2 separate regions of the Homo sapiens genome follow, and region 1 is linked to region 2. Evidence: chromatin contacts called from ENCODE Hi-C data. All regions are on one chromosome and are shown on one strand. Each heading gives the region's core, a stretch centred on a gene start or an enhancer-like site at or near the end of the contact. The rest is flanking DNA. Distances are from core to core; before and after follow the strand shown.

Region 1 (6,060 bases), core at 2,945-5,444, 500 kb after region 2:
CTCACTTGCTAACAGGTTTCATGATCATGTAAATGAAAAATACAATAATTATAAAGAGAACTGTGGAAACTGTATTCAGGTCTGTTTTAGCATTTGAAACAGTCAAAATACAAAAATGAGTAATGTGGATTAAAGGAGCTAGCTTTACATGTCTTAGGAGGTAATTTGCAAATCAGAAATCTTATTTCCGTTTTATAGGCAGGCAGTGGGCATGCACGCCACGCACAACACAGGAATATGTTTGCTTAATGACTTACCAGATCTAGCACCAGTTCTGGTTTATGAGCATGGCCCTGACTGTTGCCATGTAGATGATGGATTGTAATAAATGTGTTCAAGGACGTTAGATCACATCTGCAAAGAGATTCAGAGAATATCTACCATACAGCGTGGAAGAATGTTGCAAACATTTCTTATTAAGAAAAGGCTATTTTTTTGTGTGTGGAGGTCTCACTTCATCTTTCTGTCCTTTATTCTTTAACTATGAAAACTATACAGTAAATTCTTTTGTCATTAAATCAACTTTCAAATCTACTAAAATATATCTTAGGATATAAGTTGTTACCATTAGATGACAGCTTTGTTTGAATTCACTTCATAGCCTTGACTTTCTTTGAGTTCATTTTTAATCAAAGCAATATATTGAATAAATGTATTATACAAAACAGCAGTTGTTGAATTCTGATGTGTGTGTGTGTGTGTGTGTGTGTGTGTGTGGTCATACAGCTAGGGACACACTTGCGTTTCAAGGTGGAAACTGGCATTCCAAATTTTAGTCAGAATTATTTTTATGGCTTAGTTATAAACCACAAAACCATGGCCTTATAATGTAAATGCTGACATAACCTTTTCTTACGCCCAGCTATAAATCAAGGTGCTATAAAACTCCATATTTGAAAATAAAGCTAGGTAAAATACTGAGTTAATGTTTGTTGGGAGAAAGAGAAAAGTCAATTTGCTAAAGTCTTTCAGTTTTAGCTTTGACTAAAATATAGACACTTTTGAGTGTCTCAGTAACAAAATAAAATGTAAACTGGTTAACAAATACAAGTAAAATTAATGTCAAGAATAGTTTTTAAGTAGAGAAAAAGAAACTTCAATTCGTCATTTACTACTTTTCAACCCAAAAATCAAATCTATGTATGCCATTGGGAATTGCTTCCCTAAGGAATTACATTTCCATCACACATGTTTTACTGGAGATTGCAAAGGTACTCAGTTCCTTATTACCAACTGTGGAAGGCTCAAGAGCAAGGGAGTCAAACAGGATAGTATGCCAGCAGAATTTGCATTGAACACTTGATGTCATGTGTCATCCGACACTGGCTTTTCCATCAGGTTATTTCAGGATAAGGTACTACTGAAAAAGCATAACCACTCTCAGTAGATGAACTGCTGACAAGTTTCATGGGTTTGGCTGGCATTCCAAAGTTTATTTGAGTTAATCTGCATTCTCATTGGCCTGCAATGCTCAGTGAAAACTTCCTTTCAGTGAACACTTTCATTACTTTCTGATTGTACTGGTATCAGAAACACCACAACAAAAAATCTGGAGAGACAGACTTTTATAGGAATAATTGTTTTAGGGAAGGGAGAGGTATGAAGGGTATCTGTTTATTGTTTTTGTAACACATGGCAACTGCAGGCTGTGGTATTTACCAACGCCAGCCTAACTGGTTTGATGATGACATGTTCTGAGGAACCATTTGGAATTTATAGTTTCTGCAGTGGGCTCCAAAGTATTCTCATTAATTGATTAAATAGAAGGTACTAAGGGGTAAAATCTATTCTGAAATAGCACTGTGAATCTGCAGAAATTTTAGTTGTGTTTTTAATCTCTGTAGATAATAATTAAGCTGAAAAAGTGGTAGGAAAAAGAGAAAACACCACATGTCACTGAATCTTAGGACCTTAGGGCTAAAAGAGACATTATAAGTTATATGATAATTCTCAAATTTCCTTTTATTATATCTTACCATTTGCTATGAAAAAATCTGATTGCTTTCTGGATGATAATGTATATAAAATGCCGTTTATGGTTTGGTTGTGGTTATAGAAAACCCGTGTTCCATTTAGATCACTCTGTGTGAGTGTGCCACTGTAGTTGTGAAAGTTTGGTTGGAGATATATTTGGGGGTTTGATTATACATACAAAGATTGATAGCTGAGTGGGAAAGGAGGCACCACCTTGGGTTAATAGAAATGCATGGGTAAACAGAAATAACTCTATTGTTGGGCTTTGTCAAAAGATCGATTTGAAAACACAGTTTAATCCTGGAAGCCAGATGAACCCTCTCAAATCCTGAGGATCTCATCCCTGCAATGTGAAAAAGGCCAATCTGCTGCACTTAGCAGTGCTGGGGCAATGAGAAAGGCAGCAAAGAAGGGTTCCCTTTCCACCGGTGGCTGTTCCCAGCCATCTTCAGGGCTTATCCCACTGTTCAGTCTGACTGCCTTTTGTGTCAGGAGGAGAAGGGGAGCGAGACCCTGAATCTCTGCTACATGAAGCAAAAATTTAAAGAGAACAGTGGGGAACGATTCACTTTGAGTGGGTACAGATAGTGGAAGGAAGCATGACGTACCCATGTCTTTCTCAAGATACAGTAACTCGACCCTCTGTTAAAATGTGGCACCAAAGATGCCAGCTTTAGTTCAGAGTGGAATGTATTCCTTCCATAGGGCAGCGGGAGGGGCTAAAGCTTGGGTAGCTATTTCCTCCTCTATAAGCAGAGGATGGCACTATGGGGAGGGGAGGGAGAAATATCCTTCCCCAACACCATACTTCCCTTCTGACAATGGGATCCTTGGCATAGTCTCCATACCAAGTTACTGTCTGGAGCTTGCTTATATACCTCCGTAAAGTGGATGTTACTCCCAGCCATCCGTTAAAATTCAACATACAAGTAGGAAGTTCTAATATGGAACCAAATCTGTCCCATCACTTCCACCACATGCTTTGGTATTGTACTTGGAGCAGCAGAGAACAGGGCTCATCATACCACTGATTTCCAGATATTTGAAAGTTTTCTCTCTCCATACATCCCTCCCCCTAAAAATATGACATCAACTCATGAAATAGAAACGCATTCTTGAGAGAGCAATTGGAAGTGTTTTCTGAAAAACAGAGATACTTAAATCAGTTTCCTCTTAGGAGCCCTTCTTCCCATCATCATATTGCACCAGGGGAAGTTGAGGCTGGAGCCTGTGGGAAAAGTGGCATTGACTGGCAGGGTAGCCCAACAGCAGTGCTATGGGGACTTACAATGCCTCTTCTCTCCTCTCACTAGACAGCATTGACGGCTCCTGCCCCTCTGTGTGAATCTCCGTTTGCCTCTGCTCTCCAAAGTGAAATTCTGCACAGTCGGGAGGATTGGTGCAGAGTTAAGACACGTAGAGCCAAGAAAATAAAGAGTCAGATGTCCCAGCAGCTTTCAGTGCATCCCGATTCTCACCACCCCCAGAGCACCATAAAAGTAGGAGGGACCAGATGAAGACATTTAAAAATTGGTTCTGCTCCACAGTGATCTGGTGCGAGCTGGGGCTCAGCTGCCTTGGGGTGGCTTGAGAGGCTCCTCTCTGGGGTCGGGACATTGAGGTGGCAGCTCCACTTCTCTCTGAGACCCCTTGATGCACCGTAACTTGAGGTAGGAGAATGAAACTTTAAAAAACATATTTAACTTAACATACAATCTAATGAAACCAAATACCATAGAAATCCAACAGAAGTGTATATTCATAGTAATGGCCAACTTCTGGTCTTTAGCAGAGATCTGTAACTGAGACAAGTGTGTGGGTGTTTGTGTCGGCTCCGTGCCATTCATTGGGTCTACAGTGAGATCTGTGTGAGTTAGGAATTCCATGTATCCCATACGTTACAAAGGAGAAAGGAAGTGTATTTATGTGATGTGTTAAAAAAAAACAAACAAAACAAAATAACCTCCCTCCCGCCATAATGTAAAGGCCCACACTTTTTGAACTGTGTACTGGCTGCTGGGGAGTGAGTTATATAAACTAGAGAACTTTCTCTGACATGAATCTGAGCTGACATATGCATTGTTGCACGGCCGCTTATGTAACAACCATTTTGGTGGGGAATTACTGATTGAGTACTTTGCATGACTATGAAAGAAACATTCATAAGAAAGAACAAGTGTAATATGAAATGCAGATAAAGTAAACTTACTTTTCAGCCACCTGCATATGACTTGGCAAAATGTGAGCCTCTGTAATCACCATGTAGGAATGTAAGATCTTCCAAGTTCTTTCGTAACCTTGGGAATTCATTAAGAGTATTGGGGTCTGTCACGGGGTAAGTGTTGAGTGGATGAGGTTGAAAGAGCGGCAGATAAAGCTTCCTTTATTTCTTTCTTATTACATCACATGAACCTCTGTGTCCCTAACCACATTAAGAAAAAAAAAAGAAAAAAAGAAAACTCTAAATAATGATTGATAAAATGCCAAACAACTTCAGACCTTTGTTGACATTTGCTCTCTTGGAATTCCTAATGACTATATGACATATAACACTAAAGTAATGTAACTTTAAAAAAAGCCAAAAAAATACAAAAAAAAATATGCATTACCTCTTTTGAAGCGGTCATGCTGGAATGCTAGCACTTAACTCAATAATTATTCAAAATCACTTCTATAATCTCTCTGCAAGGGTCTACAGTTCCAGGGATATTACTATGAGTGGCTTAGGGTGTGCCTTGGCCTTGGCAGTCTGGCACATGCATCTTGTCTAGTACCCCCTTTTATGGGGAAATTTGATCTAAAAAGATCAACTGATGTGTCCAAAGTCACAGAGAGCTGGGACCAGGGCCAAGATCTGTTTTCCAGGATAGCATTTTTGCCACAGCATCCTTCTGCCTTTTTCCTTCGTGGGTGGACTTAATTTTTGGAGAGAAAAAAGTGTAAGTTGCTCAAAGCCAAATCCAGTGAATAAAATGGGTGATCAACTCCGTGCAATGTGGCAAACCTTCTCTGGGTACCAGCTATATACAAAGCATCTTGACAAAGCTGCAGGGGACATGAGAGATTCTGAGGTGCAGGTCGTGACGTTAAATTAACTGCAATCAACAGGTCAAAAAAATGAGCTATGCTTACAGTGAAATTCAGAGCAGTTTCCTTGGATTCTTGATTCTGTATTATGTCCATAGACTTGGATTGATAAAACCATGGGAGAAAGCACTTACTTTAGTTAAGTACCTATTTGCTGTGTCCTTCTTTCGAATTCATGACAGAATTGAAATGAACAAAAGTGTTAGTTCATGAAAAGCATAATGAGTCTTTAAAATGAAAATGGGACCTAACATTTTAGGTAAGGGTACAATTAGTATTTTCTGTAAACACTGTGTACATATATTTGGGATATGTGTGTACTGCCAAGTTGCTATGTGGATACCTTTGGGGAAATAAAATCAACACATCCAATCTGTGGCCACAGACCTTTAATCAATCCTCTGCTATTCTAGAGTCTTTCAGATATGGTCAGCTCTTAAACCTGCTGCTTTTTAAAACCCTGAAATAAAAACAATAAATACTTGGTTAATGTAGTTTGTCTGTTTCAATTAATTTATATTATGGTGACAAAACTAGCCTAGAAATGCAAGGTCATTGTCGCCATCTTTTCCTATTGTTTATGTATAAATAAGATGAGTGTCTTTTTATAGGAATACCTTTCTATTGCTTACCATCAATAGAGTTGTGAGTTAGTTTTCTAGTAAGAATGTTCACTTAAGAGATTAAGACTTGTTGAACACACATTAGATGTCTGGCACATTTTATAAGTGGTTAATTATTTCATTTATACATTTAATCCTCATACTAACTCCCTGAGGTAAGTGTTACTGACTCAGTAAGGGAACTGAGGCTCAGAGAGGCTAATATATAAATTACCCAAGGTCACAGAATGAAAAAGCAGCTGTACTGAGATTTAAACCCAGACCTATGTGTTGCTAATCTATATTCTTTTTACTACATTATCTGTGCATGTGTCTTTACATCAGAATGCTTTGTAGTCTTTCCCTGCTATAATCAAGGGTATACAGCGCCAGATTA
Region 2 (6,354 bases), core at 2,886-5,385:
TCAAAGGATAAAAGAACATGTCTGAGTGTCGATAGCTCATGACAGTGTCAAGACTAGGTACTCACGCTGTGTTCAGTAACACTAGCAATTTTACTTTTACCTATACAAATGATAGGTTTCTTTTTTTAAAACACATCAGGTAAAAGAATAAATACATTCAAGTTACTATAAAAACTCCTAATCATCCATTTTGCTGTCAAGAATCTCAGTTAGAGCCTTCTTACCAGCAAAGGAGGGTGAGAAAGGATCTATGACTTTGTATCTTGTGAGCCAAGCTTTATGTTACACTGACATGCAGAGAGATCCAATTAGTGCTTTCTGCCATCAGATGGCACACTGGCCCACAGCACTGTAATTCTACGCCACTGTCCAAATTTTCTGACCTTCAAAGAGAGACGAAGGAAATTAATATGTGTTGACCTGAGAGCACTGAGGGGCTGGGGTCTTTGCATGTATTATTTTACTCAGTCCTACAAAAAAGTCTTCTCACTATTGGTCATTGTTCTCATTTCATATACAAAAAACTCAGGCTAGTAAAAGCTAACTATAACTCCCCTCTAGTTACAGAGCAGGTACTGGCAGGGACAGACTTGAATCTAGGTTTGCTGGACTCAGAAGCCAATTCTCTTGGTATCTCTCTGGACTACAGCAACATATGGTTCACTTTCGGAGCCCACAGCTCTTGATGTGAGCTGCAGTTCTGAGGGTCCTACCCTACAACTGTCATGTGATTACACCATACTGAAAAAGTGCACTGGGGGTCTCATAAGAATATTTTCTGCCATAAGAGGAAAGTTATTTACCCCTTGTTGCAGCCTTTATCATGGACATGAAAATGCTAAAAAATATTTAGGGTCTTCTAATCAGTAACTTCTATTGTGAAAGACAGGAAAAACTGGCTCTTTCCCAAACGATGTTGCTGGAGTTGTATAAATTCTACTGGCATCAACAAGAGAAGCAACAAACTGGTTTATAGAAAAGTCCAGAAAATATACTTCTCCTTTTGAAATTTAAAAACTTCCTCCAGGCCGGACGTGGTGGCTCTTGCCTGTAATCCCAGCACTTTGGGAGGCTGAGGCGGGCAGATCACGAGGTCAAGAGATTGAGATCATCCTGGCCAACATGGTGAAACCCCATCTCTACTAAAAACACAAAAATTATTTGGGCGTGGTGACGTGCGCCTGTAGTCCCAGCTACTCAGGAGGCTAAGGCAGGAGAATCGCTTGAACCCAGGAGGCAGAGGTTGCAGTGAGCCAAAATTGTGCCACTGACCTCCAGCCTGGTGACAGAGTGAGACTCTGTCTCAAAAAAAACAAAAACAAACAAACAAAAAAAACTTCCTCCATTGGCACACAATGCAACTGCTTCCCTGTCTTGTACATGTGGAGATGTGATAAAGTAACTTCAGTGACAGTCAAATGTACTGTTACCTTAAAAAGTGCGATGCTTTCTTGCATAATTCCTATCAATGTTCTATTTCACATATGTGATACATTATAAAATACATTTATCTTTCACAGAATTCATTCTAGAGGGAAAATATTAACATGTTAGTTTTATTCAAAGAATGATTTTGCAATATGTGTTTAAAAAGACAATTAAAAACAAATGAAATTTTATACATCATTTGTTTTGTAATTAACATATGACTAGAACAGTCTGGAAGCAATGTATTAAATAGAAATAGTTGAAAAATGTTTGCTTTATCTAAAGTGATATTGCAGGACAAGCCTGGGTGTGTGGCACAAATCATTTTGTTATATAAACTTCTCTGGCAGTTACAGGAATATAATTTTCTGGGGATATGCTAAACCAAGCCCACTGATAAGAGTAACAGACCAAAGGAAACACTGTAAAAACCCAGCTGTGTTATTCAACTTAGCTTTAAGCCAGTCTCTGCTGTCTTTTGTAGGACTTTATTTAATTGCTTCTGACTGTATAGGCTAGTAAAAATCAGGCTGTACAGAATTGAAAAAAAAATCTGATTAAATGGATCAGTTGTTTAGAGTCTACAGCAATCAAAATTCCCTGTGATTCACTTCTACAAATAATTACATGGATCTTCACAATAACCATATGGTCACTGCAAAAAGAAAATTCAGTCAAATCTGTTAATTCATTAAGTAAAATAGCCTCAACAGTCATTCTTGGCTCATCCGGTGGAATCTGGATGAAGGAGAGATGCACCTCTTTCCTGAATAAATCCAAGAGACAATCACAGATCAGTTTAACCAGGATAAAGAAATCATACAACTTTCAGGTACAAAGATGTTTTCTAAATAGTCACAGCCTTTTTTAAGGCAAGGGATGAGATACAGGGTTAAAAAAATGCTTCTATGATTGTACACAGATTTCAATAAATTCAAACTCTAATTTTATATACATCAACATAACTATACCAACTGAACACAATAACAGCAAAAAAATTCTCATAACATAATTTGTGCCATTACTTTACAATCATGTACAAAGGGAGTCACAATTCTTTTCTGAATGGGAATGTCGTTAGAGAGTCAAGTCCTCTAAACTCTCCAGCGGCACCACATTCTTATTCTGCATCTGTATTTCCTGTTTGCTAGTGGCAGAATACTAATTTCAACTAATTTAAATGAAAGCCCCACATAATGTAGCACTCTAATTTTATTTAAACAAAAACTAGAGATAAGCAGCAAGTAAGGGATGGCCCATGAGGCTGCTCAACCCCAGCTTTCTACCATGTAACAGAATTATTAGCTATGCATGGAAACCACTTTTTTTCTCTACTGTTAACTATTTTTTTCTCTAATGTTTTTGAATTCTGATCAGAGCCATTACTACTGTTTCTAACTTTGTACCCTCTTTTGCAAGCATTCACAAGCCCCTTATTAAAGCTCTGGGAAGGCTTCCTATCTGATGCTCTGCCAGACACTGTCCTTTTGGACACAATGCATTCAGGTTATTAGCTTGATGTGCATCATTCAGCAAGCTGTCTTACAATTTCACTGATCATCATCTAGTAAGACTGAATTGCTGCCTTGCCCATGGCTTTTAGATTTATATAATTAACCAAAATTAGCTCGATGTTTAAAACACAATGCCAGCCTACTCATTTATTTTTGGAAGAACACTTTAGTGAATACAATGAGTGGGCTGATTTGGAATTGCCAACTTAAACTGTCAAAGTTTTCCTATAAATTACTATACTTAAAAAATTCAAATTCTATTAAGGCAAATACCATTAAAAGAAAACTATTTGATAAAACAATCAGGTACCATATTATTTTCATTTTGGTTCACTATTACATTCAATCAAGTTCTAGTAGGAAATATGTCACACAATGCCTTGAGTGTGTATTGTAAATATTTTTTATATATAGTAACTCCTGGACAAGTATATAATAGTTTTTGGTTACATAACTCTAAAAAATATAGCATGAGCAAACTGTCTCGACTGCATCATTCAGAAGTTCTTAACGTCAGACAAAATAAAGGTGCCAACTACATGCTAAAGTAGATAGTAGATAATACCTACTGAAATACTTTTTAAAAACACTTATATCAAACTTACCCTCAAAATGATTCATGAAAACATTTAACTAACTATATTCTTCATAAAGAGACTGAAGAACAGAAAACCAAAATGATTTCCATAAAATCATTTCCATAAAAAAACAGTCTGCAAACAGCACATAGAAAATTAAAACCCAGCTCTCATTACTGCTGGCTATTTCTGGTCCCATTGATACCACGGTATAAGTGATACACATTTTAGAGGTCACTGGACCTTGTTTTGAATAATTTTAGGTAAATTCAAACTACTCTCTAGCTCCGTGTCTTTCTTGTAAGATTGTGACAATAATACCTACCTCATAAGGATCTAATACATGACTATTTTCTTATAAATTATGTGAGCAGCACAAAGCACAACTGATAGATGCTCTGTAAATGTTAGTTCACTCATAATTCATTTCTAAATTCATTCAGCCAGTACTAATTCTGCATGCCTAAATGCCAGGCACTGTTCTAGGCACCAGGGTGGAAAACCCACATAATGCCTCTACTCTCATGGAGCTGTCATTCTAGTAAAAATAACAATGAAGAGTTTGGCTGGTGACATAAATGCCAATGAGAGGTCCCTCAATCAACCTGTCCTCACCCCTCCATTGAGCACAGGGTTGCTGGGCGCCAGCCAATTGCTCTGGAGCATAGGAAAGGTTGTATTTGAATCCTGCCCAGCTGCTTTACTACCTCTCTCTTATATACTTTATCTGCTCCCTTTTTTTTCCTACCGTCTTCCAGTCTCAACCATCTATGATTTTAAATAGTATGCTTCAAGTTGTGCCAAACGCTGGAATTCAGCCAGGAAGGTGGCTGGGAGTAGGGAGGGGGCAGGCATGGAAAAACAGTCACTCAGCCATGCCCAAATCAGAGCAGCTGTCTCTATTTTATCAGTGTTATGCCCCCTGCTTAATATACTTCCAGGCTTCCAGTGCAAGTTTCTGGTGGGAATAAGTTTAGTGCTAAAGGAATGTTTGGAGGCAGAAAAGTACACCAGTTTAAGTATGCCCCATTCTTTAACAAGTTGATGCACAGAAAAAAGAAATGAGGGTGCAATAGGGGAATCCAGTATATTAAAAGAAACTTATGAGACATAAAGACCAAACAGAATATATGTGGTTTTTGAGTGGGTCTTTGTCAGCTATTAAAAGGCGTTTTTGAGACAACCAAGGAAAATTTTAAAATAAACTGGATATGCAATAATTGTTAATTTTCTTAGGTATCACTAGGATAGTAAGTTATGTGGTAAGACATGCTTTTTAAACAAGATGACTACTGAAATATTTAGAAGTAAAAAAGTCACAATGTCTGAACTTTACTTTTAATATTTACAGCCAAAAAAAAAAAAAAAAACCATGATGTGAATATGACAGCCAACAACTCTGAAATCTTAGTGATAAGTGTGCATTATATACTTCTCTTGGCTTTCTGTATATTTGATGTTTTTCATCAAAGAACATTTTTAAAAGTCTGGTATGCTCAATACCTCTTGGCATTCACAGGCCTTAATATACCTTAAGCCTCCTACAGCGACACATTAAAACTATACACAGGTTGTTACATTTGTACTTAACTACATAATCCAATTATAGTATTTTTAAAATACCAAAATGACTGACAATCATAAAGACAATAGATGGTGTCCTAGTCTGTTTGGGCCACTATAACAACATACCTTAGACTGGGTAATTTATAAACAGAAATTAATCTCCTCCCCTTGAGAATTGGGTTGGGCCGAGAGATTCATTTCTAACTAATAGAACAGAGCAAAAGTTACCAGCTGTCACTTTGGATATCATATTATAAAAGACTACAGCTTCCTGACTCTGTCTCCCTTCCTCCCTTTTCTTTTCCTTCTTGCTTGCTTGCTCTGATAATGCGAGGGAACATGTCACATGCGAGCTGCCCTATGGAGTGGCTCGAGTGGCAAACAAAAGCTTATGAGGAAATGAGGCCTCAGTTCAACAGCCTGCAAAGACATCAATCCTGCCTCCAACCACAGGAGCATGCTTGAAGAAAAGGATCCTTCTGCAGGGAAGCCTTGAGTGACTTAGACTGTGACAGACTCCATGTAAATTTCCTAGGGTTGCCATAACAAACTACCACAGGCTGGGTGGTTAAATCAACAATTTCTGGAGGCTAGAAATGCAAGGCCAAGGTGTTAGCAAACTGAGTTTCTTCCGGGGCCTCTCTCTGTCTTCTTGAGGATGGCTGCTTTCTTTCTGTGCCCCCACATGGTCCGCTCTATACACAGAGGATGCACATGGCTGTATCCAAATTTCCTCTTCTGCTAAGCACTTCAGCCATATTAGATTAGGGTTCAGCCTAACAGCTTCATTTTAACCTAATTACCTCTTTAAAGAGCTTATCTCCAAATATAGGTACTGAGAGTTAGGACCACAACATACAAATTTGGTGGGGAGGGGGCAAAGAGAGAAGCATAAATTCACCCCATGACAGACCCTAAAGCAAAGGACCCAACTAATTTGTTTTTGAATTCTTGAACTACAGAAAATGTGAGATAGTAAAGGTTGTTTCAAGCCACTAAGTTCTGAGGTAATTTATTCTGCAGCACAGATAACTAATATAATGTACCAGGTAAAACCGTTAATCACATTCACTTTCTGGGCCCAGGAAAAAACAACTTTATTACAATTTTTCAAATGAATTTACACACAACAACTCAAATTTTATTCCATATCTTCCTGCTTTTGAAGGCATATATACCTGAAATGGTCAATGTCCTTTGAATGCAAATAATTGCTTAGCTGTCATACATGAACCTGAAATATAACCATCTCATAAATACCAATTCTA

Evidence for each region. A loop is a pair of places that touch in the nucleus more often than their neighbours do. Pooled maps may share reads with other maps.
Region 1: a loop to region 2 is called in a map of Calu3, with 2.5 times the contacts of the local background. The contact joins two enhancer-like sites. A Hi-C loop is called at or near these places in 1 of 168 maps with a recorded cell type or tissue (Calu3) and 1 of 50 pooled maps.

The regions. Positions count from the first base shown.
Region 1 is chr4:148,786,642-148,792,701 of GRCh38, forward strand. All of the region lies in intron 2 of LOC107986195 (a long non-coding RNA gene), which reads left to right. LOC105377481 (a long non-coding RNA gene) reads right to left here. Exons shown (of 15, transcript XR_007058322.1): 12 at 5,449-5,521; 13 at 4,184-4,396; 14 at 258-354. Among named protein-coding and RNA genes, the nearest start is that of NR3C2, 350 kb to the left of the region's middle. Within about 2 kb of position 4,195, at least 3 of the 41 ENCODE cell types and tissues checked have a DNase peak (open chromatin) inside an H3K27ac peak, as active enhancers do.
Region 2 is chr4:148,284,401-148,290,754 of GRCh38, forward strand. All of the region lies in intron 2 of NR3C2 (nuclear receptor subfamily 3 group C member 2), which reads right to left. Among named protein-coding and RNA genes, the nearest start is that of NR3C2, 150 kb to the right of the region's middle. Within about 2 kb of position 4,136, at least 2 of the 41 ENCODE cell types and tissues checked have a DNase peak (open chromatin) inside an H3K27ac peak, as active enhancers do.